Regions from separate parts of the Mus musculus genome. Here regions 1 and 3 are each linked to region 2. The links are chromatin loops, found by intact Hi-C in ENCODE. Cell type or tissue: gastrocnemius. All regions are shown on one strand. Links, peaks and the distances in the headings refer to the core of each region. The heading gives the core; the rest is flanking DNA.

What was found. Peaks named below come from ENCODE experiments on the same cell type or tissue, not always from the same donor. Only the 100,000 strongest peaks of a DNase experiment are listed, where the experiment ranks them.
Region 1: a loop joins it to region 2, with 4 times the contacts of the local background. A loop is called at or near these places in 7 of 42 quality-filtered maps.
Region 3: it touches region 2 in a loop (4-fold over the local background); 18 of 42 quality-filtered maps call a loop at or near these places.

Annotation. Positions count from the first base shown.
Region 1 is chr17:84,476,560-84,484,834 of GRCm38, reverse strand. Gm41642 (a long non-coding RNA gene) reads left to right here. Exons shown (of 3, transcript XR_877064.1): 3 at 6,583-7,568. Among named protein-coding and RNA genes, the nearest start is that of Thada, 14 kb to the right of the region's middle. In gastrocnemius, for the core only: a CTCF peak has its summit at 4,147 (motif pointing right); DNase peaks (open chromatin) are centred at 4,142, 6,362 and 6,647; H3K27ac peaks cover 300 bases.
Region 2 is chr17:83,868,707-83,876,981 of GRCm38, reverse strand. Gm35125 (a long non-coding RNA gene) reads left to right here and starts at 2,260. Exons shown (of 3, transcript XR_877036.3): 1 at 2,260-2,369; 2 at 3,615-3,720. In gastrocnemius, for the core only: a CTCF peak has its summit at 4,038 (motif pointing left); a DNase peak (open chromatin) is centred at 4,031; H3K4me3 peaks cover 900 bases; H3K27ac peaks cover 1,991 bases.
Region 3 is chr17:84,391,706-84,399,980 of GRCm38, reverse strand. Thada (thyroid adenoma associated) reads left to right here. Exons shown (of 38, transcript NM_183021.3): 23 at 1,654-1,786; 24 at 4,805-4,918; 25 at 6,499-6,621. Among named protein-coding and RNA genes, the nearest start is that of Gm24722, 4.4 kb to the right of the region's middle. In gastrocnemius, for the core only: no CTCF peak of the experiment used is centred there; no DNase peak of the experiment used is centred there.

The sequences.
Region 1 (8,275 bases), core at 2,066-7,065, 610 kb before region 2:
CACTTGCTGCTCTTGCAGAGGACCAGAGGTTGGTTCTCCGCACCCACATGGTGGTTCACAACCATCCATAGCTTCAGTTCCCGAAGATCTAATGCCTTCCTCTGACCTGTGTGGGTACCATGGAACACATACGTACACACGGACAAAACATTCATACACATAAAATCAAATCTAAAAGATTTTATGATGTGTATATTTTGCTTTACTGACAAAATGTGTGTGTGTGTGTGTGTGTGTGTGTGTGTGTGTGTGTAGACCAGAGGGGTCCTGTTCTATCACACTCTACCTCTGGAGCGAGGCTGGCAGGCTGGAAACCTCAGTGATCTTCCTGTCTCTGCCTGTCTTGTCCTCCCGACAGTGCTCGGCTATAGCTGCCCATGTGCCACACCCATCTTTTTATACTGGTGCTGGTGTTTATCCTCATGCCGTACATCTGCTTGCTAGTAATTTTACCACTGATCTGTCTCCCTGTTCCCAAGAATGTATTTTTAAAAGTATGGAAAAGCATCCAATATGTATAATAGAAACTAGTGTATTTGAAATATACTAGGAATATATTTCTTTCAGGGAGACTAGGGACCAAGGCTGCTGCCATGTGGCTCCCTTTACACTTGATGGGGAATATTTTTATTCCAGAATTTGGGCTTACTTCATCCCATAAGATGTTTAATAGTTTCCATGACAGGCTGCAGACCACTCTGTCCTCTGACTTTCGTTTTTCCATCCCTTTTCCATGACATCAGGAGCCAACTATCTGAGCCAATTTTAAACGACTTCACATTGTAGCCCCCATGCTTTAAAGCTTGGTGTTAGTCTTTCATAGTAGAGAGCATTTCTTCAGTTGACTTTTAAAGTAACAAACTTAACTGATTTATTGAAACTTTTCAACATAACAGAAATTATGGCAGGATTACAGTAGGACTGGGGGTGGGGCTCGGTGGTGGGCCAGGCTCATAACGCAACTACTGGGGAGGGTAAGGCAAAAGTAAGCCCAGAAGTTTGGCACGAGCCCAGGTAGCAACACAGTGAGACTCTATCTCAGTATTTTTTTCGTTTTACTTACACATTTTTAATTCTGAAAATATATTTATTTTTATTTTAAGCATATGGCTCTTTTTACCTGCATATATGTCTGTGTCCCATATATGCCTACAGAGGCTAGAACAGGAATTTGATCCCCTGGAACTGGAGTTATTGTGAGCTACAACGTGGGTACTAGGAGTTTAATCTGTCTTCCGGAAGAGCAGAGGGAAAAAAAAAACCAAAAACCAAAAGTAATCATTTACATAAAATAAAAATAAATGCATTATATGCATGCATGAAAGTGCCATGATGAAACTCATTCTTATGGACAATTAATATATCTAGATTTAAAAAAATATATTTCTCAAGGCAGTGCCAGATGATCTGAGTCTCAAAACACTGGAAGAGTAAGTCAGCCCCAAAATTCTTTTGTATTACATGTTCATCGCAGATGAGGCTTGAAAGGCAGCCAGGGGGCCTCAGCACACCACCAGCATGGGAGTCTATTAAAGAGCCTGTGGGCTTTTGTTTGTTTTGTTTTTGTTTTTTCAAGACAGAATTTCTCTATGTAGCCCTGGCTGTCCTGGAACTCACTCTGTAGACCAGGCTGGGTTTGAACTCAGGAATCTGCCTGCCTCTGCCTCCCGAGTGCTGGGATTAAAGGTGTGGGCCACCAAGCCTGGATATAGGAAAGAGTGTTAAGCAAAGAAATGTGCATTTTTCACAATCACTAGTACAGACAAGGGTTCTCCAGGATCAGTTCTCAGTGTGCCTGAGTTCTGGCATCACTGTACATGCTGTCCGAAGCACATGTTCTCTGGCTGGGATGTAGCTCATGGGAGGAGTAGGAGTCAGGGAAACCATGATTAGAATATATTGTTAAAAAAAAAATCTATTTTCAATTAAAAAAGAAAGAAATGTCAAAATCACAGAGGCTACAAAGCCCCCCGTGGAGAGAGGGAATTTTCAGTGTCACAAATTAGACAGCAACAGCAAGCATGGCGTTGTCTAAAAATGTGATGATTCATCAGCCAGAAGGGAGTAAGAGGAATAAGGCCTTCCAGAATTTTCTCTCGCTTATGGTTCAGGTAGAGAATTTGGGAGGAAACACCGGCCAAGGAGAGGGAGAGAAAAAGAGAGAGAGAGAGAGAGAGAGAGAGAGAGAGAGAGAGAGAGAGAGAGAGAGAGAGAGAGAGAGAGAGATCCTTGTACAGGGGTCCAGACAGCAGGTCCTCAGATGGAAGCCCAGACAGCAAGCTCTGAAGACAGTGACTTCAGTACATCATCCCGTTCCTCTGCCACGCCAAGAGCTCAGGCCAGTCCACCTCTCCTACCTTAGAGAATGGTACCTACAGATGAACTCGAGAGAAGAAATGCTTTTGCTGTTGTTAGTTTTTTTAGTTTTTTGAGATAGGGTCTTACTATATACCTTTGCTGGCCTAGAATTTGCTATTTAGACCAGGCTGTCTTGGAACTCAGAGAGATCTACTTGCCTCTGCTTCCTGAGTGCTGGGATTAGAGGCATAGGCTACAGCCAGCCCTAAGAAGTGCGTGCGTGCGTGCGTGCGTGCGTGCGTGTGTGTGTGTGTGTGTGTGTGTGTGTAAGACATTATAATGTACATTATATATCTATATATATCTATATATGTCTATATATAGATATAGATAGATAGATAGATAGATAGATATTAGCTTTTTTTAAGTTCCAAAAAGATTTTCTGGAAATTGTCTTGCAGAAATATTTTTGTCCATTTCAAATATTTAAGCTTATATCTAAAATTACAGAGTTCACTGTCATGTTGAGGAGAACAGGTGAGAATCTTTTCCTTGAGAGAACTGCTTTTCTCTGAGAGGAAATAAAGTTGACCTTGGTGGGAGAAGAAGAAGAAGAAAGGGAAACAGATGGAGGAATGGCTGAGACCACCAGTCAAGTCAGGTCAGGGAACACCCAATAGGTCGGAGCCAAGAACTGCAAACTTCTCAGGACCCACTCACACAGATACGAGGAGCCAGCTTTCCTAGAGCTACCAAAGCACTACCCATGGGGAAAACGATTTGTCAGCACGAGAGTCCCCCCAGGAATGGCACCTGCCTATGACAGCCTTCGTTTCCAACAGTGCACAACACCTGGAGCTGAGGATACAGGCAATGCCCCATCACGTCTGCCTGGGTACAGCCAAAGGGAACAAGGGAGCCGGGCTCTTTTACAGAAGCCAACCTCCAGTGTTTTGGTTAAACCGCTGTAGGGATATTTCCAGGAGAAGGAGAGTCCTTTCCTCACTGTTTATATCAGCATAGAGGAGCTCATGTTTTCCCCCAGGTATGCTCAAGATTCTCTGCGGTTGTAATGAAAAGCAAAGATGTTCCTTTGCCACTAAGTCTGACAGAATACATTTCCTGACCGTCTTTGCTTTTCTGTTTTTGATTTAAAAAAAAAATCCCTGTGTATCACTTTCTGTTCTCTGTGCTTCTGGATCCCTTTAAGAGGCAGAGATGGTCTATAACCCCACTCTACACCTCTATGCCTGGTTAGGGCTAGGGCTCTAGCAAGCGTAGATGTCTATAGTGGACACTGTGGTGTGGTTCTGCGGTCAGGGTCAAGGAGCTTCAGACAGTCGCATTGTCTGCCGTAGCTCAGGGCTAGTCTAAGGACGACTGGATACAGAAATGTCGAGGCTCAGTCTTCATGCCCAGCCAGCTTGACAGCTCATAGCAGGATTGGCCCAGACCTCTGCAGCAAGTTCATCTCAGTTCAACTCTTTCCAGCTAGTTCTTTTTTCCCTCAAACCCTTACAAGGGTTGCTCTCAAGAGGAGTCTCTATCCACCCTCCCTCACACATGTCTCTGCCTGAGGTCTGTTTCCAGGGAAACCAACTAAGACCGTGTTTAATAAATATTTGTTGAAGAAATGAATGAAGGGACTTTTCCACAGTTCTCACGCTGAGCTGAAATATTGTGGAAAACATTTAACCTTTATTTGTATACTTAACATTTTATTTTGTCATCTCAGGCCTTACAAAGACAGATCTCACACTCAATCCATTCACCCGACCCCAAGGTCGCAGATGGCTAACGTGATGACAGTATCAATGCCCAGTTGTTGTGGTTATATTGTCACTTGACCACCAGATGGCAGAGGTGACACTTGGAAAGCCAATCTTTCTGACCCTGGGTCATCCATTCCAGGATTTAACATGAAACCCAAATTACCCATTTAGTACCATTAATTCCCAAGCCCTTGTAATTACGCCTTTGTTTCTCTTCATGCGGAAGAGTCGATGCTACAAACAGCCAGCGGTATTTGCATTTAGAAAAAGAGAAGCATGTGGAATGCACTAGAAAGAGCCCTTGCCTGAGCAGCAGAGTCCTTGCACACCTTTATCCGTCAACCAGATGAGAATTCCAGGGCTTTGTGGGCTTTGTTGATCTGTGATGAGGAAGGCTAAGTGCTTGGCTGAACTCCCTTTCAGCTCAGGCAGGCTCTGTGTGAGTAGGAGCACGTGGCCTCAGCCCCTCTTGTCTCTCTGAGGCACCCAGGAGTCTCTAACAAGGTCCCGATAATATACCCTTCAGCCAGCCTAAGGCAGACCCGGGGCCCCGGCACTGGTTCCTCCTCTGTGAGGCCCTTCCAAGTTTGTGGCTACTCTCAGAACACCACAAAAGTCCCCTCCATGCTGGGTCACACAGCACATTTTATTTCTTCCAGGAATCCTCATGTTGGTCCGTTTTTGCTTGTGCAGCTGTGACATGATGGCTTGGTAACTGCTCTTGAGTGACCTTTCACACCACTTTGTCTGAATGCCCCTCTATTCTCACACTCATGGTGGGTCAAGGGTAGGGGCTAGCCTCAGCAAACCCAGTGTGCTTGCTCTGTATAGTATTGCTTGAGTTGTGTCTTATTCCACATGGAGTCTGTGAGGCGAGGAAGTGGGCTGAGGGTAGACAGCCAGGTGAGAACTGGGTGGGGGTCAGTCTCGCTTGGAGACTGAGGCAAATGAAGTCTGTTGGCATTCTCTCACCCTAGGGAATATATGGGTCTTGCACTGATGCTGTAACAAATACCACCCTGTTTGTGGCTTAGAACAGCACATATGCATTGTTCTGGGAGGCCAAAGCATAAAATAGATCTTAATTATCAAGGTAGCATCTGAGTCAGCTGGTTGCTTTCTGAAGGATCCAGGGAGATTCTTTTTCTTGATTATTTATTTTTTATTTTTAATATTTTCAATTTGTTCTGACTGGTTTATCTGTTTGAGTGGTTTGCCTGCATGTATGCCTGTGTACCGTATGCATGACTGGTGACCAAGGGGGTAGTGGGTACCGATCCTCCATGTGGGTGCTGGAAAATGAACCCCATTCCTTTGCAACAACAAGGGCTCTGAAGCACTGAGCCAACCCTCCGGCCACCCGGACTTTTATTTTTTAACAGCATTGGATATGACATTCCTAGGTCCTGGGATTACCATATGATGACCTTTAGGGTCATGCAGTTTAGCCTAGTGAGAAAGATTATGGTCTAGGGTCAAAGGAGAATGAGACTACTTGTGTTTCAGAAATGATGATAGGGTTTTTCCATGTATAATATCATTTAATTATCACACCAATATATCAACAAAGGGTGTGTGTGTGTGTGTGTGTGTGTGTACAACCATCTTGATCCTACCCAGCCATCTTGCCAGCCCATTGCGCTTATTTAGTTATGGTCTTATTTGTTTACTGGAGACTGGGTCCTATGTAGCCCTGCTTACCCTGAACTCACTCTGCTTGAGAATGGTCTTGACCTCCTGGACTTCCTGTCTTACTCCCAAACAGGTCAGCCACTGTCCATGGCTTTCAGGCTTTTTTTTTTTTTTTTAATTGAAGGTCAACATTTTACTACTCAGTACCAAAGTTTCATGCTAAGGTGTTTTGTGTATGTGGATGTGTGCACATATGTGTGCACACATGCACGTGTGTGTGGAAGCCAAAGGACAACCTTGGATATCCATCCCCTCACCCCAGCACCATCCACCTTGTGACTTGGGACAAGGTCTCTTATTGGCCTAGAATTCAGGCCAATGAACACCAGCAATCCGTGTGCCTCCACCTCCCCAGTGCTGAGATTACAAGTGTGCTAGGGTTTTTTTTTTATTATTATTATTCAATCCTTTCACTTACTACCTAGGCAAATTGGTTTTTGATCTGCAAAATGGTAAGTGGCCAAGGGGTTTGTGTGGGAACGGAGATGACAAGTCTAAATGGGCAAGGGTGGTGCTCATGGTAAGTGCTCTACCGGTGTCTGGCTGTTATTGTCACTCTCTGCCAGCCCCATCTTTCCCTGGGATTCCCTGGCTCCAATTCCTTTTCGTTTTGGCATGCAGAGTCCCACTCAGTTCAAGCCAAATCCAGCCAAAGTGGGCAGATGTCAGTGTGAGCTTCGAAATTAACTTAACATTAAATTAATATTGCCACAGGGATGGTGTCAGGAGCCACTCAGTCTAGCAATCAGTTGCTCAGAAAGACAAGATTTTTTTTTTAATAAAATATTTGAATTTAAAGTAAAATGGCCCTACTTTGCAGATTCCCTTCCAGGATGGTCTGCCATGACTAGCACAGCTCCAGTGATGGACCTGCCTAGACTGACGAGGTGGCTAAGAAAGGAGCTGCACACAAAGAAGAATGGGGACTGGCTGGCCTGGGCCCTCTGATGGAGAACCCTCTGTATCGAGAACCACAGCGTATTTATTATATACAGCTGAACAGGGGGCTTGGGTTAGCGCATACGGCTGAAAATGGAGGCATTTCTAGCAGCTCTGGGCGGGGACAGTCTCTGTAGCGGAGCAGTCTTTGGGCCATAAACATCCAGGGAGAGGAAGCTACAATGGGGATGTTCCGTGTGTACTATCGACATCTGTACACGGACCAAAGGAAAGCTTTGCTGTTCCTCCAAGCCTCATCAAGTGTGTGTGTGTGTGTGTGTGTGTGTGTGTGTGTGTGTGTGTGTGTCAAGGTGTGGAGGGGGTGGAGCTTTCTGTCTTCCCATGGGTCTGAGGCTATGGTCCTTCACATGGCTGGCTCCTGTCAACAATACACATTCACTTAGGACTTAACACACTCACCCCAGTTATGAGCCCGAGAGATGGCTCAGTCTTTAGAAGCACTGGCCACTTTTCTAGAGGACCACATGGTGGTACCCACAGCTCTGTTTCCAGGGGACCTGATGCCCTCTTCTCTCCTCCCATGGGCATTAGGCACACACGTGGCGTACTGACAGACATGCAGGCAAAACTCTCACGCACATTTTTAAAATGCCCCCCAGATAGCTGTTTTGTGGGCCCTTTCGCCAGTCCTGCTGCAGGGTAAGGATCCCTGTGCCTTACTGCCTGTTCTTACTAAGTCACTGTGCTGTTAATCAGGGTTTGAGTGCACTCAGGAAGCTTGCACAACTCTCTCCCACAAATGGAGCTGTGTGTCTTAGTCTTGCCCATGGGGAGGACTGAATTGTGATTGCATAAGGACAGGCAATGTTTTCCACTGGTTCAAAGCTATGCATTTTAAATCTGTACATGGTTTCATAACCCATTCATATCTTTAAGATGACAATAACACAATGCAAACAAATGACTTGAGGGTTTTTTGTTTGTTTCGTTGGTTTTTGTTAACTTGAGGTGTTTCAATTAGCAGCTATATATGAACAGGTCTTGCTGGCAAGCAGTGGTATGCACTTCTTTAATTCCAGCACCCGGGTGGATCTCTGTGAGTTTGAGGCCTGGTGTACATAGTGAGTTCCAGGCCAACTAGGGTGAGACCTTAACAAACAAAAGATGTACACAAATTTTTAAATTATCATTACTATTTCTTAGTTTATGTGCATGCATGAGTATATTTGTATGCTAAGTGTGCTAAGTTTGCTAAGGGTGCCAGAGGAGGCCAGAGGAGATCATAGCGTATCTTTAGAGCTGCCTAAAGTGGATGATGGTAAGAAACTTGGGTTCTCTGCAAGAGCAAGCACTCATAACCAGTGAGCTGTCTCTCCAGCCCCTGACAAAGGCCTTAAAAGGTAAGCGCATCCCGGGAGGCATGGTGGCACCTAGGTAAATCCTAGCGTTTGGAGGCAGGGACAGGAAAAGCAGGAGTTCCAGACCATCCTCAGTTACATCATGACTTTAGGGCCAGCCTGAGCTACGTGAGATGTTGTTATTCTAGAAAAGAACAAAGATATACTCTTTAAAGCAGCATTACAAAACTAAAGCGTAAGAAGAGAAATAATGTC
Region 2 (8,275 bases), core at 1,803-6,802:
GGAGATGGTGGAGAGGGAGAAGGAGAAAGAAGGAGGCGGGGGGGGGGGGGAAGGGAGGTGTTTTCCCAGCTGTCCTTAGAAGGTTTCAGCAAGAAACCCAGATAAAGGGACAAGGACAGAGGTCATCACAAGGGAAGTTCACCTGAGCCATGGAGAGAACAGTTGGGCAGGGACACTGTGCCAGACAGAGGTGGGAGGACTCTCAGTGATCTACAGACCACGGGGTTCTGGGGGTCCAGTCCAGAAGTGCTTCCTGTGTCCCACCAAGCCACAGCTGTTTTACTCAAAAGTCTCAAGTCTATGCCTGTTGTACAGACATGAACTATACACACAGGTACTCAGGAGGCTGCGGGACAGCTGTATGCTGGAGAGCAGCCTGGGATACATAAGATCCTCAGTGTCTGAAATATCTGTGTTTAGGAAGCCTCCATCTTCTCTCCCATGGAGCCTTGCTCTCTGACACGCTGAACCTGGGCTCAGGTTTAAACTCTAAGACTGGAGACCTTAGGGTGACTGGGATGCATCCCTTCTCAGAGAGACTTCACCCTGATGCCATGGCTCGGCAGAGCCAGTCCTGACTGGCCTTGATTGTGTGGGGTTCCCCCACCCCGCTTGCATGGGGCCCTGAAGCCTTCCTCTAGTGACACTTCATTCCCACCCCCATCCCTTCTGAAGCATATGACAATTTAGCCAGGGGCTATGATGAGACTTCATAGTAATCTCACAGCACCCAGTCTGCCCGATCCTCCTGGTCCTCTGTCTGTGAACAGGCCCCTCTCCCAACCCTCAGGAGTCCCAAAGGACCTCCAGCTAGGGACTACTCAGCCCTGTTATGAAGGTGCAGAAGAAGAGGAAGATGTGGGAAAAATGAAGACCATTGTCCCTACCTCTCCAGAACTCAGAGGACAGGATGAGGGAAGAGGCCAGTGGCCATGAGTTCCTCCAACAAAGCCAAGGCATGACCTGACTACCGGAAGTCAGAGACCTGGCCTCCTCCCTAAGCCCCACAGAACAACAGACACCTATGTGCAACTGCAAGACAGTGAGAGTCAATGAGCAGAAAGCAGAAGGGCCAGTGGCTAACTACACCTGCTGGCTCTGAGACCAGACAGCCTGGACTTAAATCACAAGTCTCCCAGTTATTAACTTCGTGACTTTGTATTGACAGCTAAGTGAAGCCATTCACCCATGTGTTAAGTGTGGTCAGTAGTAATTTATTCATGACACTGTTGTCAAGACTAAATCACCTAATTTTTTTCATAGTGGTATATACCGTCTACAGGGTAATAAGTTCCCAATAGACATTAGGTCTAATTATTACACAGGCCCATTTATCTCCACGTTCCCAAACATAGAACCAGATCTATATGGATTGGTTGTCTTAGTTAGGGCTATTATCGCTGAGATGAAGTTTGGGGAGGAAAGGGTTTATTCGGCTCACACTTCCGTATCATCGCTGTTCATCATCAAAGGAAGTCAGGACAGGGACTCAAGCAGGGCAGGGACCTGGATGCAGGAGCTGATGCAGAGGCCATGGAGGGTGCTGCTTACTGGTTTGCTCCTCATGGCCTGCTCAGCCTGCTTTCTTTAGAACCCAGGACCACCAGCCTAGGGATGGCACCGCCCACAGTGGGCTGGGCCCTCCTCTATTAAGCGCTAAGTGAGAAAACGTCCTTCAGACCTGCCTACAGCCCAATCTTATGGGGGCTTTTTTTTTTCTGTTGAGGCTCCTTCCTCTCTGATGACTCTAGCTTATGTCGAGTTGACATAAAATTAGCCCGTGCGTTGGCTTGAAAGTGTATGGGATCTGTACGTCTTTGACGTACAGGGTGTGTATACATCTGGGTGTCTGTGTTTCTGTGTCTGTATGCACAATGATAGTAAAATGTACCGGCATTTATTGTGTGCTCAGACAGTAAGAATTCTACAGGTATTTACACAGACATACACACATGCACACACAGATGGGTGTGAATGACTAAGCACGTATTTAGCACTGCTTCAGTTCTACCCAGAGCGACTCCCTTCCAGCGGGCTGTCGGAGTCATTGTCTCACAAAATGACTTAACCTCTCTCCATCACCGCGGAGGAGAAGGAGTGGGCTAATAACCTGACATCCGGTCCTTTCTCAGACCATTGGTTGGCCAAACTGCTTGTATTGTCTCTCTTCCAATAGGAAAGGAGACAGAAGGAGCCTGGACCAGAGTCCACCAATCAGATCCTTTCATTTCATGACCACATGACCTGCCTCCGCCAGGGAGAATTCCTGATGGGCTAGGCTATCTCTTCACTATCTCTTCACAGTGGATGTCTCCACAACTCTCTCCCATCTGAGTGGCCTCTGACTCACACTGACTGTCCCCTCCCAGGTAAGGGCAGATCCTAAATCAGCAAAGGAGTGGGTTCCCCTTGCGGATGAAACCATAAGTGTACCTATTGTTTCTGTGGGTTCTGTTACCCAGAGTGGTAACACCGTGCATAATGAAGCCTGAGAGTTTTATGAGTGTGTTTCTCTCTTTTGTCTTGATGAGGACCCCTTGACCATCACTGTCAATGGCCTGAGACATCCATCCCTGCACAGAAATGGGATTCGTTATACAGGAAAAAAAGAAAAAGAAAAAAGAAAAAAGAAAGAAAGAAGGGAGGGAGGGAGGGAGGGAGGGAGGAAGGAAGGAAGGAAGGGGAGGGAGGAAGGAAGGAAGGAAGGAAGAGAGAGAGAGAGAGAGAGAGAGAGAGAGAGAGAGAGATTGCAATGCTTGGCACTGAGTTTTTTAAAAAGTCTGTTATAATAGTCTGTTCTCTTGAGAGCATATTTTCTAGATTCCTGCATCTGACTCCCTGGGTGTGACTGTGAAGTTTTATGTAATAGATACCCAGGCCAGAAAAGGAAGCACTTGGTTCACTCCTATCCATGGGGATGGCGGTTGGTGGGAAGGGAACTAGGAGGGAGGGGAGCCAGACAAGCACATCTGGCCTGCTGGGCCCTCCCTGGAGAAGGTCCACGTTCCTGACCTCCCTTGGAACTGTGAAAAGAAAGCAGTAGATTCCCAGCTGCTCCAAGCCACCCTGGCCTCTGCCTGTGACCACGGCGCTCCAGAGCAGGGCAGGGGAGCCTCGGAAACGGCTTTCACAAGCGAGCTTCGACTCCCACGAGGCCCGACTGCCGAGCTGTGGACACAGCAGTCCATCAAAGGAACTCCACAGGCAACAAAGGATCTGGGTTCAGTGGGGTTTCAACCATCCCAGGAGGGACTGGACCATGGGTTATGTAAACTCAGCTCCAGTATATCTGTGGTCAGGGGTGAGAACAGTTCTGGAAACCAGCAGTCACCATACCCCGAAGTCCCAGCTCTTTCTTCTCGCCAGCGGTCACTCAGCTGTTCCTGTCTGTCCACACATCCTAACGCCATCTCAGTGAGAAAAGCTGCGGAGTAAGAGAGTTAAGATCGCTTCGTGGGACAGGCTAAGTTGTCAGGTCCCATGACGTCTAAATCACATTGACCACTTAATGGTTTTTCTCACTGATCATTATAGGAGTTGGAAGAAAGGCCAGTTTGGTTACAAACTAATAAATAAGGAAATTTCTTTTCTTTTTTTTTTCTTTCTCTGCATAGATGAAGTGTGAATTAAATTTTCCAGCCCTGTTGCATCCTCCCCACTGAATGAAATGAAGGATCTCCCGCTGGTCTGTCCAAGTGAAAACAATGACCTCAATAGAGGGTAAGTCCTGGCCTTCTGGACGCCAGACTACCTCCTCCCTGAGGGAGGAACGCGGACGGCAGCAGGAAAGGACATGGTCACCCTTCACCCTGAAAACTCACACACCAGAGTCCATCCCCCTAAGGTGATCTGTGCAGATTTCGTTGTTTTGTTTTTGAAACGCGGGACGGGGATTTCATTCTCCTTCCAAGACCCCTTTCTTCCTGGACGCGTAGCATCCCTCCTTCTTCTGGCCCCTTCCTGCCTGAGCAACTGAGCAGAGCTCTCTCTTCTCAAGCCCTAGCCATTGCGTCTTGTGAGGAGGGCAATGCTGCCCCCTGCTGGCTCCAGGATGAGAAACAGCCCTCAGGGGCAACCAGGTTCCGTCTGTTTCCCTGTAGGTAGGATCTGAACGAGCCTTGTTCCCTTTTCCAAAACAGCTTCTGGCCTGTCTGGACTTGGTTATCTGGATAGAAGGCTGGAGAATCGTCATCCCTTTTCCCAACCGTTGGGAACTTTATTTGACCTTCAATGTTGTTTTCATCCGCATGACTACAGAGTCTGTGCAGGTGAGATTGGGGACATTGGCCCCTAAAAGAAGAGTTCACCTGGTGACTTTTAATTTTCTTTTTTTTGTTGTTTTTTGGTTTTTTGTTTTTTGTTTTTTTTGTTTTGTTTTTGTTTTTTTTGGTTTTTTTCAAGACAGGGTTTCTCTGTGTAGCCTTGGCTGTCCTGGCACTCACTTTGTCACTTTGTAGACCAGGCTGGCCTCGAACTCAGAAATCCGCCTGCCTCTGCCTCCCGAGTGCTGGGATCAAAGGCGTGCGCCACCACGCCCGGCTGTGACTTTTAATTTTCATTGCGCGGAATGTTCTTTATTCCTAATGGTCTGGATACTTTTGGTAATTCTGGTTTCTATGATCACACTGGGGTCTCCTTCAGAGGAAATCCCCAAACTCTTTGCAAGCCCACTCACTGTCAGAAGGGAGGAAGGGGGAGAGAGAGAGAAAGAGAAAGGGAAGGAGAGGGGAGGTGTATAATGAGGCAAAAGGGGGTGAGTGTGTAGATGTCTGTTCTAGTGATCAGTAACTGTCAGCACAGACTAGAATCACCTGAAAGTGATTAATTGAGGGATTGTCTTTATCCCGCTGGTCTGTGAACACATCTGGGGGGGATTGTATTGTCTGTCTTCATTGATGTGCTAGGGCCTAACTGCTGTGACTGGCACCATTTCCTGGGCAAGTGGTCCTGGACTGGATAAGAAATGTATTAAGCATGAGCCTATGAGTGAGCCAGCAAAAAACATTCCTCCATCACTGCTACTCCCTTGAGTGTCCCTGACTTCCCTCAGTGACAGATTGTGACCTAGAAGTGGGAGCCAAACAAGCCCTTTCTTCTCCAAGGTGCCTTTGGTCTTGGCATTTTATGCCAGCCGTAGGAAGCCGAGCTAACGACGACAATATCAGATTAGAACCTTCAGGGGAAGTCTCCCCTTCCACTGAGTCTTTCAGGGATCAAACCCGGCTCGTCGAGAGTTGTTAAGTGTGGAGGCTCCCACCGGCCCTGGACATCCTCTTTGTCGCATTTGGCTGCATTATACAGGTGTGATGGTTTGAATAGTCATGGCCCAATAGAGTCATGTGCTTGTATGTTTGGCCCATAGGGACTGGCCCTATGAGAAGGTGTGGCCTTGTTGGAGTAGGTGTGGCCTTGTTGGAGTAGGTGTGTCTTGTTGGAGTAGGTGTGGCCTTGCTGGAGTAGGTGTGGCCTTGTTGGAGGAAGTGGGCTTTGAGGCCATATATGCTCAAATCATGCTCAGTGTGATACAATCTCCTTCTGCTGCCCGTGGATCAAGATGTAGAACTCTCGGCTCCTCCAGCTCCATGTCTGCCTGAACACTGCCATGCATCCCACAGTGATGATACTGAACTGAACCTCTAAAACTGCAAGCCAGCCCCAATTAACTACTTTTATTTTAAGAGTTGCCTTGGGGCTGGTGAGGTGGCTCAGCGGTTAAGAGCATAGGCTGCTCTTCCAGAGGTCCTGAGTTCAATTCCCAGCAACCACATGGTGACTCACAACCATCTGTAATGGGATCTGACGCCCTCTTCATGCAGGGGGATGTATATGCAGCAGAGCACACATACATTAAATAAATAAAGTTTAAAAAAAAAAGAAAAAAGATTCGCCTTGGTCATGGTGTCTCTTTACAGCAATGGAACCCAAACTAAGACAACAGGTGAAAAATTGATACCCAAGAAAGAACAGCACTCAATCTGATGTCCCATGACTCCCATGACTAGTGATGTCTCAAGGGCTAGCCAAGAGCTCCGAGCTCAGAACAGTGGTCTGCTAAGAAAAAGTCATATTTATTGTTATTTGGGTTTTTAAAAATTTTTATCTTTTAAAGACAGATCGCATGGAACTCAGGCTGGCCTTGAATTTGCCAAGAAAGATGTTGAATTTTAATTTAATTTAATTTTTTGGTTAGGGGAGGGGATTTGGTTTGAGGCAGGGTTTCTCTATGTCCCTGGCTGAACCGGGACTAGCTCTCTAAACCAGGCTGGTCTCTAAATGAACTCAGAGATCTGCCTACCAGTGTTGGGACTAAAGGCATACACAGCCATGCGCAGTTGACCTCAGCCTTTTACAATATTTATTTCCTTATTTGGAGAGAGGTGTGCAAACATGTCACAATGCGATCATGAAGGTCAGAGGGCACCTCCAGAGCCAGGTCTCTTCTTTTATCACATGAGTCCCAGGGACCAAATTCAGATCATGCGTCTTGGCAGCAGGCACATTTACCTGCTGACCCATCTCACTGGCCCCTGATCTTTAACTTCTGATCTTCCTGAGTACTTAGTCTAAGTACCAAGATCACACCATGCCCAGCTTGATGTGGTACTGGGCATCAAAGGACTCAGCCAACTGAGCTACACCCCAGCCCTTCACGTTTATATATAAATGCAAAAACAAAAACAAAACACACTAACGATATTTATTTTGAACACTGAAATTTGAATCTCTTTGCATTGCCTAGTGAGTGAAAATATCATTTTAAGGGCATGAAGAGATGGCTCAGAAGTCAAGGGCACTTGCTATTCTTGCAGACGGCCTAGATCCAGTTTCCAACATCCACATAGTAGCTCACAATCATCTGTAATCCAGTTGCAGGGGATCTGACACTCTCCTCTGACTTCTGTATACACTGTACACACATGGTACATGTATATGAATAGATAAATACATGCAAGCAAAACATTCACGCAAAAACTAAAATAGTTGAATCTTTTTAAAAATGGCATTTTCAATACAAATCAAACATTTAAGTTGATTTTAAAACTTTTTGTTGAATCATTGACTTTCACATCATGTACCCCAGTCCTGCACCATATCTTCCTGTCCCCTCATCTCTGCCTTCACCCTTGCAACCCCCCCCCAACAAATAAAACACAAACAAACAACAACAATGAAAGCAAAGCATAAAACCATCTCGTCGAGGAAGCAGTATGTCCCACAGTGTGTCCCTCTGTCCACACATCGTCACTTGCAAATATTCGTTGCAGTGAGTCATTGGTCTGGTTCGAGGTCTCTGGCTTCTGTGACGCCATCACTATTGGATCCTCACTGGGACTCCTCCCAGGTATCCTGTTGTTGCCCTGTGTCATGGAGATCCTGCAGCTTTGGAACAGCAGCACTGGCCCTTTCACACATCCCAACCATTTACAGATGGTATAGATTTGGGGGTGAGCCTGGGTGGTAGCTGAACTAGTCAGCCCACTGGCTCTCCCTTATCCACATGACCAGGGCAAGCTCTCCAGCACTGCTCTGGCTAGACCCGCTTTGTGCCACCATCTGCAGGAGGCAAGGTCAGTTCTCCTACTCTCCTGCTGTCAGGACTGGCTCACCCACACCCAGCGCCACTGTGCTGTCCAGCCAAGATGTGGGGCCACCATCCCAAGTACTACAGCCAGTGAGGGACAGGGCCAGCTCACCTACCTACCCTCATGACTTCAGGGCCAGTTGTCCTGACTGCCACATGTCGTGGCAGGAGGTGGGGGCGACATCACTCCTCACCCATGCCACCTCATGGCAGGGCCAGCCCTCCTGGGCTCATACCCTTGGGTCTGTTTCATTTCCCCACCCCTCACCCCCCAACCAGGGCCAGCCCTTCTGTGCTGCCCAGGAGAGACGCAGTGTTTTCTCTCCCAAATGCTTCCTCTCTCATGACCCTGAAGCCAGATCACTCAACTGCTGCAGGTGGTGAGGGACAAAGGTAGGAAGGCCTCACCCCTGTACCCATGCCATCTCACAGCAGACAAGTGGTGGGGCCAGCTGTCCTCTGCTTTTGCCCTCAGAGCTGGCAAACCTACCTACTTGATCCCCAGGTCAGCATTGCTGTTCTGTCCCATTAAGGAACGGGACCCAGTCTCCCGAGTGTTGCAGCTGGTGAGGGACCGAGCTAGCTCTCCAGAGCTCATGACCCTGTGGGAGTAGGGTGGAGGCAGCATCTCTGTGCCCATGCCACCCCACAGCAGCTCTCCCATAGGTATGCTGTGGGGGCCAGTTCACCTAC
Region 3 (8,275 bases), core at 2,066-7,065, 520 kb before region 2:
AAACAAATCCCAAATGTGTGTCTTAAATAAGGTGTGGCTCCTGCTCCAAATTACAGCCAGCTGTCTTTTTGATGATTTTTTTTCCTCTGCTTAAAATCAAAGCATTTTTCCAACTTGATATCTGTTTATTTTACTGTGTTAATTTCAGTTACGCAGGACCTGGTCTTTAATTCCTTCTTGGGAAGGCTGAGTAATGGGGTTGCCAAGTTCCAGGCTTGAATGGGCAGCTCACTGAGATCTTTTCTCAAACTAAGAACTGCAAGGGACTAGGGTCTGGCTCAGCAGTGGAGCTTTTGCCTGTGCATTAAAGCCCCCGTCTAATCCCTTAAGTCAGGGCGCCTACTGTCCATAGTGGCTGCTTGCCTGTCATTGAGTATGCTGCTGCTTCAGCTCATGCTAATACAGTAGCGCAAAAGTCTTGTGATGGGCCAGTGTGACTGATGGTCAGCAGCTAGCAGGGCCTAAGCTTAGACCTGACAACTGAGCCTCAGATCCCCGCGGTAGCAGGAGAGACTACTCTGCAAGGCATTCCTGCCTGTTTGTGTATGCACAAGCGCTTACACACACACACACACACACACACACACACACACACACACACACACACATTTTTTTTTTTTTTTCGAGACAGGGTTTCTCTGTGTAGCCCTGGCTGTCCTGGAACTCACTCTGTAGACCAGGCTGGCCTTGAACTCAGAAATTCGCCTGCCTCAGCCTCCCAAGTGCTGGGATTAAAGGCGTGCGCCACCAACGCCCAGCACACACACACACACAATTTTAAGAGCATCCTTTGATAGTGTCCAGATGAACTTTTAACATGTCTTGCCTCTTCCTAGATAAATTTCATTCTTAATATTTTACAGATTTGAAAAAAAATTATTTGTGAGAAGCTACATTTTAAGTGCAATACAAATAATTATTAAAATGTAAGCCTAAACATACTTACTTTGTGTGTAATATCAATAAATAAAAAACAAATTACAGAAAACTGTATGTGATGTTTTTGTTGGAACCCTTGAGTCTTATAGTCTGGACTGTCTGTAAGAGTCTAGTAAGCCTTCTTCAGAGCATTGTGAGTGTGAAGGCAGGCCTGTGTGATCAAGCCTATTGGTAGATAATGCTCGCTCTGCACACAGTAGTTGTAGGAGGTAGGACCTTTAATAGCTCCCAGCCCAAGACACACAGCAAAGAGGGCGTCTTAGGAGCTTTCTTGCTACTGTGATTGAAATATTTTATAAAAAGCTGCTTAAGGAGTTGGGGTCTGTCGTGGTTCGTGGACAGAGAGGTCGTGACAGGGAAGGCCAGGCACCAGGAACTGCAAGTGGCTGCTTCCAAAGGCAGACAGGGAAGAACAGAGGGGTGGGAGTCTGTGCTGAGCTCACTTTCTCCTCTGATAGAGTGCACTCACAGCTGGTGCGTCTTCTCATCCCAGAAAGGGTGCCCAGAGGCGGGCGGGCGGGCGGCTCTCAGGTCATTCACAATAGGTGTGTGTGTGATAGTATAGTAATAGGGTATAGTAGGAAACTTTTTAGTTTTAGTCTTCTCAAAATAAAATGTTTCTTCTTTCTAACAGTGTTACTGTATGTCACTAGTGTACACGTTTACCTTTTAGTACCTGATGATTCCAAACATTTGCTCGCTTGTACCTTTTAGGTGCTCTAATGTGAGTCTGCAAAAGCTGCCAGAGCAGTGGCTGCGGAGCGTTCTGGAGGAAATTAAAGGCAGTGATCCCTCATCCAAACTTTGTGCTACAAGGCGCAGTGCTGGGATTCCCTTCTACATACAGGTACTCCCCTAAGAGCAGGCACTGCTCTGTCTGGGCTTGGACACTGTACTTCTCTTCTTACTGTGTCAGTGAAAGTATTAGATGTTCCTGTCTTTTCAGTACCATAGACTTTGTGACTTTGTTCTTTTTATTTTTTATTACATTTAGTGATTTATATGTGTATACAGGCATATACATGCTGTGGTACACAAAGAGATCAGAGGACAGCTTTCTGGAGTTGGTCGCTCCTTCCATCATTTAGACTCCAGGGACTGAATTTAGGTTGTTAACATTGGTGGCAAGCACCATTCCTAGCTGTGCCATACTCTGTCTCCTGCATGACTTTGTTTTAATGTGTGGACAGTATGTTCTGTGTCAGGTCTGTTCTTGGAGCAGGAGATCAGTCTTGTATAAACAGAGAGTAGCATAGATTTCCATCTATGTATTCAGTAGTCAGGAATCATGGAGCAGGAGATCAGTCTTGTAATATAAACAGAGGGTAGTATAGATTTCCATCCATGTATTCAGTAGTCAGGAATTGCTGTGGGTGTAGTGACTGCTTACTTTTAGGAAGTATCCATATTTGAGTCCTTTTATTAAATATCCATCATAAAAAATCATAATCTTTTTTTGTTTATTTGTTTTTGGTTTGGTTTGATTTGGTTTTTTTTGGGACAGAGTTTCTCTGTGTAGCCCTGCTCATCCTGGAACTCACTTCATAGACCAACTGGCCTCTAACTCAAAGAGATTCGCCTGCCTCTGCCTCCCAAGTGCTGGTAATAAAGAGTGTGCCACTGTCACACAGCCTAAAAAAAAAATCACAATATTAATAGTAGCTCTCGGGTAGTGTGGCTATGTTGTGCCTATTACATCATTTAATCCCTACCTAAACTCTATGAGCTAGGTACAGCTATCATATCCTATATGAGACTAGGGATATAGAGGTGACTTGCCAAAGGTCAAAGGGATGTTAGAATTGCTAAGCCTAGTCCATCTGACCCCTGACCAGATCTTCATGCGAGACTATATGAATACAGTTCCTAAACACAGATGAAAACATGCTCAACCTCTTGCTTTTTAAAGTAATTATACCTCACAGGATAGAGAGTTAGAGACTGTTGCTTTCATTATCCTGAAGAATAAACCCCAGTACACTCACAGTACTAAATCAGATGCCATTCTTGTTAATAGTAAGACAAAAATCCACAAAACGAGTCTTTTAGTCCCCCTGTGGTTTTTTCTTTCTCTGTTTTCTTTCTTGTACTCCCAATATCTTCATGACTTTTTGATGCCCAGTTGCAGAAGTGATCGACTGAGATTACTAGATAGACCTGAGAGATGAGCCGAGCTACTTTGGTTGAGTGTGGTTTAGTTTCCTATCTGCAATTCCTGCAGACCTGCTGTGTTCATGTGGCCTTCTTTGTTGAGGACAGATGTCAGGCAACTGAATGTCCTGTCCAGTATTTGTGCTATGTGCTTATTCCTGCTGATAGTAATCTTGTGCTGCCCATAGTTACGGAGTGATGAGCAAGTCCATTTCCCAAGCCCAGCAGGTAGCATTGCCATACCGCTTGCCCAGTTCTTTGGGTAAAGGTGAGTCAAGCCATGTTTCCAGGAACAAAACCTCTCAGCCATTGAGTGTAGCTTTCTGTTTTTATCTTAGTGGAATGAAGTTTTAATTGTTAGAAAAATCTGTTCAAAAGGATCCTACTTTTCTTAACCTGACTTACAAATAAAGTAATAGCTTTTGTTCTGCTGACAACTTCAGTTTAAAGTTAGATATGGCAAAAAACCCTACCATTTCAGTGTATGAGTTTCCCCTTTGTGTAAACAGACAAAAGGATTTTTAACATTCATAGAGCATATTTTCTGAGCATAAGTTTATTGTCATGAATTTAAGTCTTTTACATGGTTGTCTTGTATTTGTCTTATTGCATAGCTTGTCATTGATTTTTGAAGACCCAAAGTAGTTGCAAACTTTGGCTCTAGAAGCCAGAAGCAACATTTTACAAGACATACAGGTGAAGGAAGAAAGTCCAAGAATGTGACTGAAGTGGATTTCCTTTGACAGCTTTATTGAGATATAATTCACCTGTGGACAGTTTATGCATTTAATGCATGCAACACAGTGATTTTCAGTATATCCTCCCAGCTCGAGAACCATTAGCACAATCTAATTTTGGAATATCTCCTGACTCCTACCCATTAGCAGTAACTTCCAATGTCACCGTACTTCCCTCTGCTGTCCCCAGCCCTAGGCAACCAGCTAATCTTTCTGTCTGTAGAGTTGTCTGTTGTGGACATCTCACGTAAATGGAATCTTACAGTACTCAGTCTTTTGTGTCTGGCTTCTTTCACTTAGCAGTGTATTTTCCGAGTTCCTTCATGTTGTCACATATGTCTATACTTCGTTCATTTTTATTACATTGCCTCAAGTGCTGATAGCCCATTATTATGTTATGGGTATGTTATGGGATGCTAGTCACACAGTAAACAATACACTCCTTTGAAATCCAAATGCATGATCCCTTGGAGTTTGTAATGTTTCTTTTTGTCCTGTGTAGTTTCAAATGCTGTGGTGTGATTAGACTTTCAGTAGACTCTTCTGTGAATAATTAAATTGTTAATTAGTCTCGAGAGGGCCTATAAACCTTTAGATGAAATCTAATCCAGTATATTTTTGTCATTGTGTAAATAGAGAAAATTTTCTTATTTGAATGCCTTGCTTATTGTATCTGATGTTTTACCTAATTTTGGTCCTTACAAAGTGGCCAATCAGAACCATTTATTCACCAGCTGCTTATTATTACATAATTGACCAACAGACAGAAGGGGCTGTGGAGTTGACATGTAACCTAATTTTATACATGAACAGGCTAGAAAAGTTAAGCTACCTGGTTAAAGTAGCCTGGCTTAATTAAATTCAATAGTCTTATTTTTAATAGAGGGTATTTTAAATTTGGGGATTGATTCCAAAGCCAGCAAATAGGTGTGTGCAAAATAAAAGCCCCTTGATTTGGGGATTTTTTTCCCCCATAGGCATTGTTGGCATCTGAACCAAAGAAGAGTAGAATGGACTTGCTGAAAATAACAATGAGGGAGCTGATCTCCTTGGCTTTGTCTGCAGATGACTCAAAGGGCAGAGTCCCTCAGGTAAGAATGGAGGACTAAAGTCTCCATTAAGTCTCTCCTCTACCTTTATTTCTTTTAAGTATCTGCTGAAGATACAGAACTCCTGAAGACAGGTTACTGTGACGTGTTTAGAGATTTGGCTTATTTTTGCTTTTTTGTTTTCTCCCTTTTTTAGTCTTTCCTATCTATAAAATAAACTTGCCGTGGTTGATATGTAGTGATCAAAGTGGACAACTTTAAAATTGTTGAAAACATTCATTTGACAAGATATTTCACAGTGTCACTATCATACCTAAAGACCTGAAAGTGAAAATGGAGTCACACTTGAATTGTGTGTGGGCTTTGTTGAGTTAATGTACATTTTGTAGCTGAACAATTGAATCTTTCTTTACAGTGTAATGTAGGAATGTTAGTATTTTATATTTTAATTTTAAGTAATACTTTAATTCCTTTATGCGATTGGGTTCAAACACCCCTCACAACCATCCTCCAGCACTAGATAGAAAATAACCTGTGCCCCTTTCCATCCCTGGTAAGCACCTTTCAGTAGGATGCTCCTGCTGCACTGTGGGAGGCCTGTGCTCGGTGAGGGAAAAGAGAAGGAACTTGATAGGATTTTAAGTCTTAGGTGGTGTCAGGTACCATGGGCCATCATGTGGGCTGACTGTGGCAAAGTCTGGTGCTGATTAAAGTGTGCATAGGGGCCAATTACTGTAACATAATTCTTTGGGAAATAGAACAAAAAGATTTTGTAGTATTCAACTATAAATATTAAAATTTTTGAATATTGCTTAATATTTCTAATAATTATTTATTTTATGTGTATGTATGCTTTGACTTCCTACATGTATATGTACCGTGTATGTGCCTGGTTCTTATGGAAGTCAGAACAGGCTGTCAAATCCCATGGAGCTAGAATTAGACAAGTTGTTACTGGAGTTGTAAGTCCCCTTGTGAGTACTGAACCTGGGTCTTCTGCAAGAACCGCCAGTGCTGTGGGCCATCTCTCTAACACTCTGACTAGCGTTTTAAAATGTATTTATTTCAGCCAGGCAGTGATGATGTACCCTTTCAAGACTCACACTAGGGAGGCAGGCAGATATGTGTGAGTTTTAGGCTAGCCTGGTCTATAGACCAAGTTCTAGAACAGCCAGGGCTATGTAGCAAAACCCTGTCTTGGAGGGAAAAAAAAATAAAAAGCAAAATAAAATGCATTTTTGTTAAAGTATTAAAACAGTATTTCTACCCAATTGCTCTGTTATCAGGGCATAATCTACAAGATAGGAATAGTTGATATTTATTGAGATTCTGTTTGTGAATGGGTTTATGATCATTTTTTAAGATTAAATGTTCCATGTGTCTTTGGAGAGAACCTGCTATTCTTATGTTTTAGGTACAGAATTGTGCATGTGTTCAGTGGATGAAGCCTTTTGGTTGCATTGTTCATTTTGTAAACTGCTTACGTAGATGTTCAGTTCTTAGGTGTATTCTCCTAAATGTACACTTTTATTTGAGAACTCTACATTTCTGGTAATTTGTGTACATATTTAGAATTACCGTAGTTTTAAATCCACCACTAATATTTGAACTTTTCATTCTAGGTTCATGCTTTAAACATTCTCCGAGCCTTGTTCAGAGACACCCGTCTGGGAGAAAACATTATCCCCTATGTTGCTGGTGGAGCTAAGGCTGCAATTCTGGGCTTTACATCCCCTGTCTGGGCAGTGAGTGTTCTTGCCATGTATCCCCACTGAGTTCATTATGCTTTTGAATAGTAGGTTTTTATAAGCTTGTAACTTTCTCAGGGGATGATTTTGGATCAGAATACATTTTATTCCTTTATGGTTCCATTTTCTCTCCTTTGTTGGCTTCTAATTGATAATGACTTTATTTTGTGGCTTCTATGGCATTTGTGTCTTTAACGTACCCCACATAAAATGTGAGCGCTTCCTAATAGTCTCATCTTTGGGCTGTTCCTGCTACAGTTTTCTTTGTGATACACAGTAAATTGATACTAGACTGCTACTTCTTTTTAATAGTCCATTATCACTTTTTAATTTACCACTTCAGCCATCTGTAAGTATGCACAGCTCACTGCATCAAGTACAGAGAAGTTGGCACTATTGCCTGTTTTCTGACCTTCTCATTACAAATAGAAGGGTTCTTGAGACTGTCCACCAACTCCTGGTCTTTCCTTTTTTCCTTCCTGTGCTCCTGCAGAGGTTTCTCTCTGAATCTGCCTGCCCTGACACATCAAATACGTGAAACAATATAATATATGTCCCTTTGTGTTTGATGTGTTTCTAGTATGTTGTTGCATGGATCAGAATTTCTCTACTTTCTAAGGCTGAATAATATTGTGGTATGCCAATAGACCATTTTTCCTTATTCTGTTGATAAGATGATATCAATAGACATTGAGATTGTTTTCAAGTTTTCAATTGTGAATGATGAAGCAGTAAATGACAGTTGTCGGAATCTCTGCTCTCAGTTTGGCTGTAACACATGGGCATTCAGCTTCCTTTTTTGGAACGTGTTTCCTACAGCAGCAGAGCTGGTCTCTCTCTCTCTCTCTCTCTCTCTCTCTCTCTCTCTCTCTCTCTCTCTCTCTCTCTCTCTTCCTCTCTCTCTTTCTTTATTTGTTTCCCCTCCGCAAACCCCCTATCCTAACCCCACACCCCCCGCTTCTGTTAGGGAGCTCCCCCCACCCACTCCTGCCTCATCACCCCAGCATTCCCCTGTATTTTTAAATTGTTAATAGGATTTGAATCAGATTGAGAAAAGGACGATACTCAGCTTTAGATTTTTATGTTCTTGTTGGATGTTTTTGACTCACATAAATTGTTCTCTTCAGGAAAAATCGTTGTCAATGAACTCCTAAGACACAATCAATCTCTAGCTGTGTCTGTAAGGAAGAAATGCCAGCATAACGGTTTGCTGCTTCTTCACAGAGCCTCAGTTTCGATTTTCTCATGTCATAGATAATGCTAAGCTTTGATTATTCTCATGTAGAGTTATACTAGATAATATTTTCTACCATAGGGGATTCATCTCAAAAATATCCAAACAATCTTGTGTAGGCATATATATCTAATATGTTGTAAGAACTAACTAAAATGAGCTAATTTTGTGTGTGAGGTGGTGAAACTTCATTGAAAGCCTGTTCTAATAAGTGTGAAATAGTATTCCATTCTGGTTTTTAAAAAACTCTTCAGACTGATTGTGTGTGTGAATGTTTTGTGTTTGCACATGAATATGGGTACCCATAACATGCCTGGTGCCTGTGGAGGTCAAAGAGGGCATTGGATCTCCTAGAAGTGGAGATACAGATGTTCGTGAGCCACCATGTGGGAGCTGGGAACCATACTTAGCTCTCTG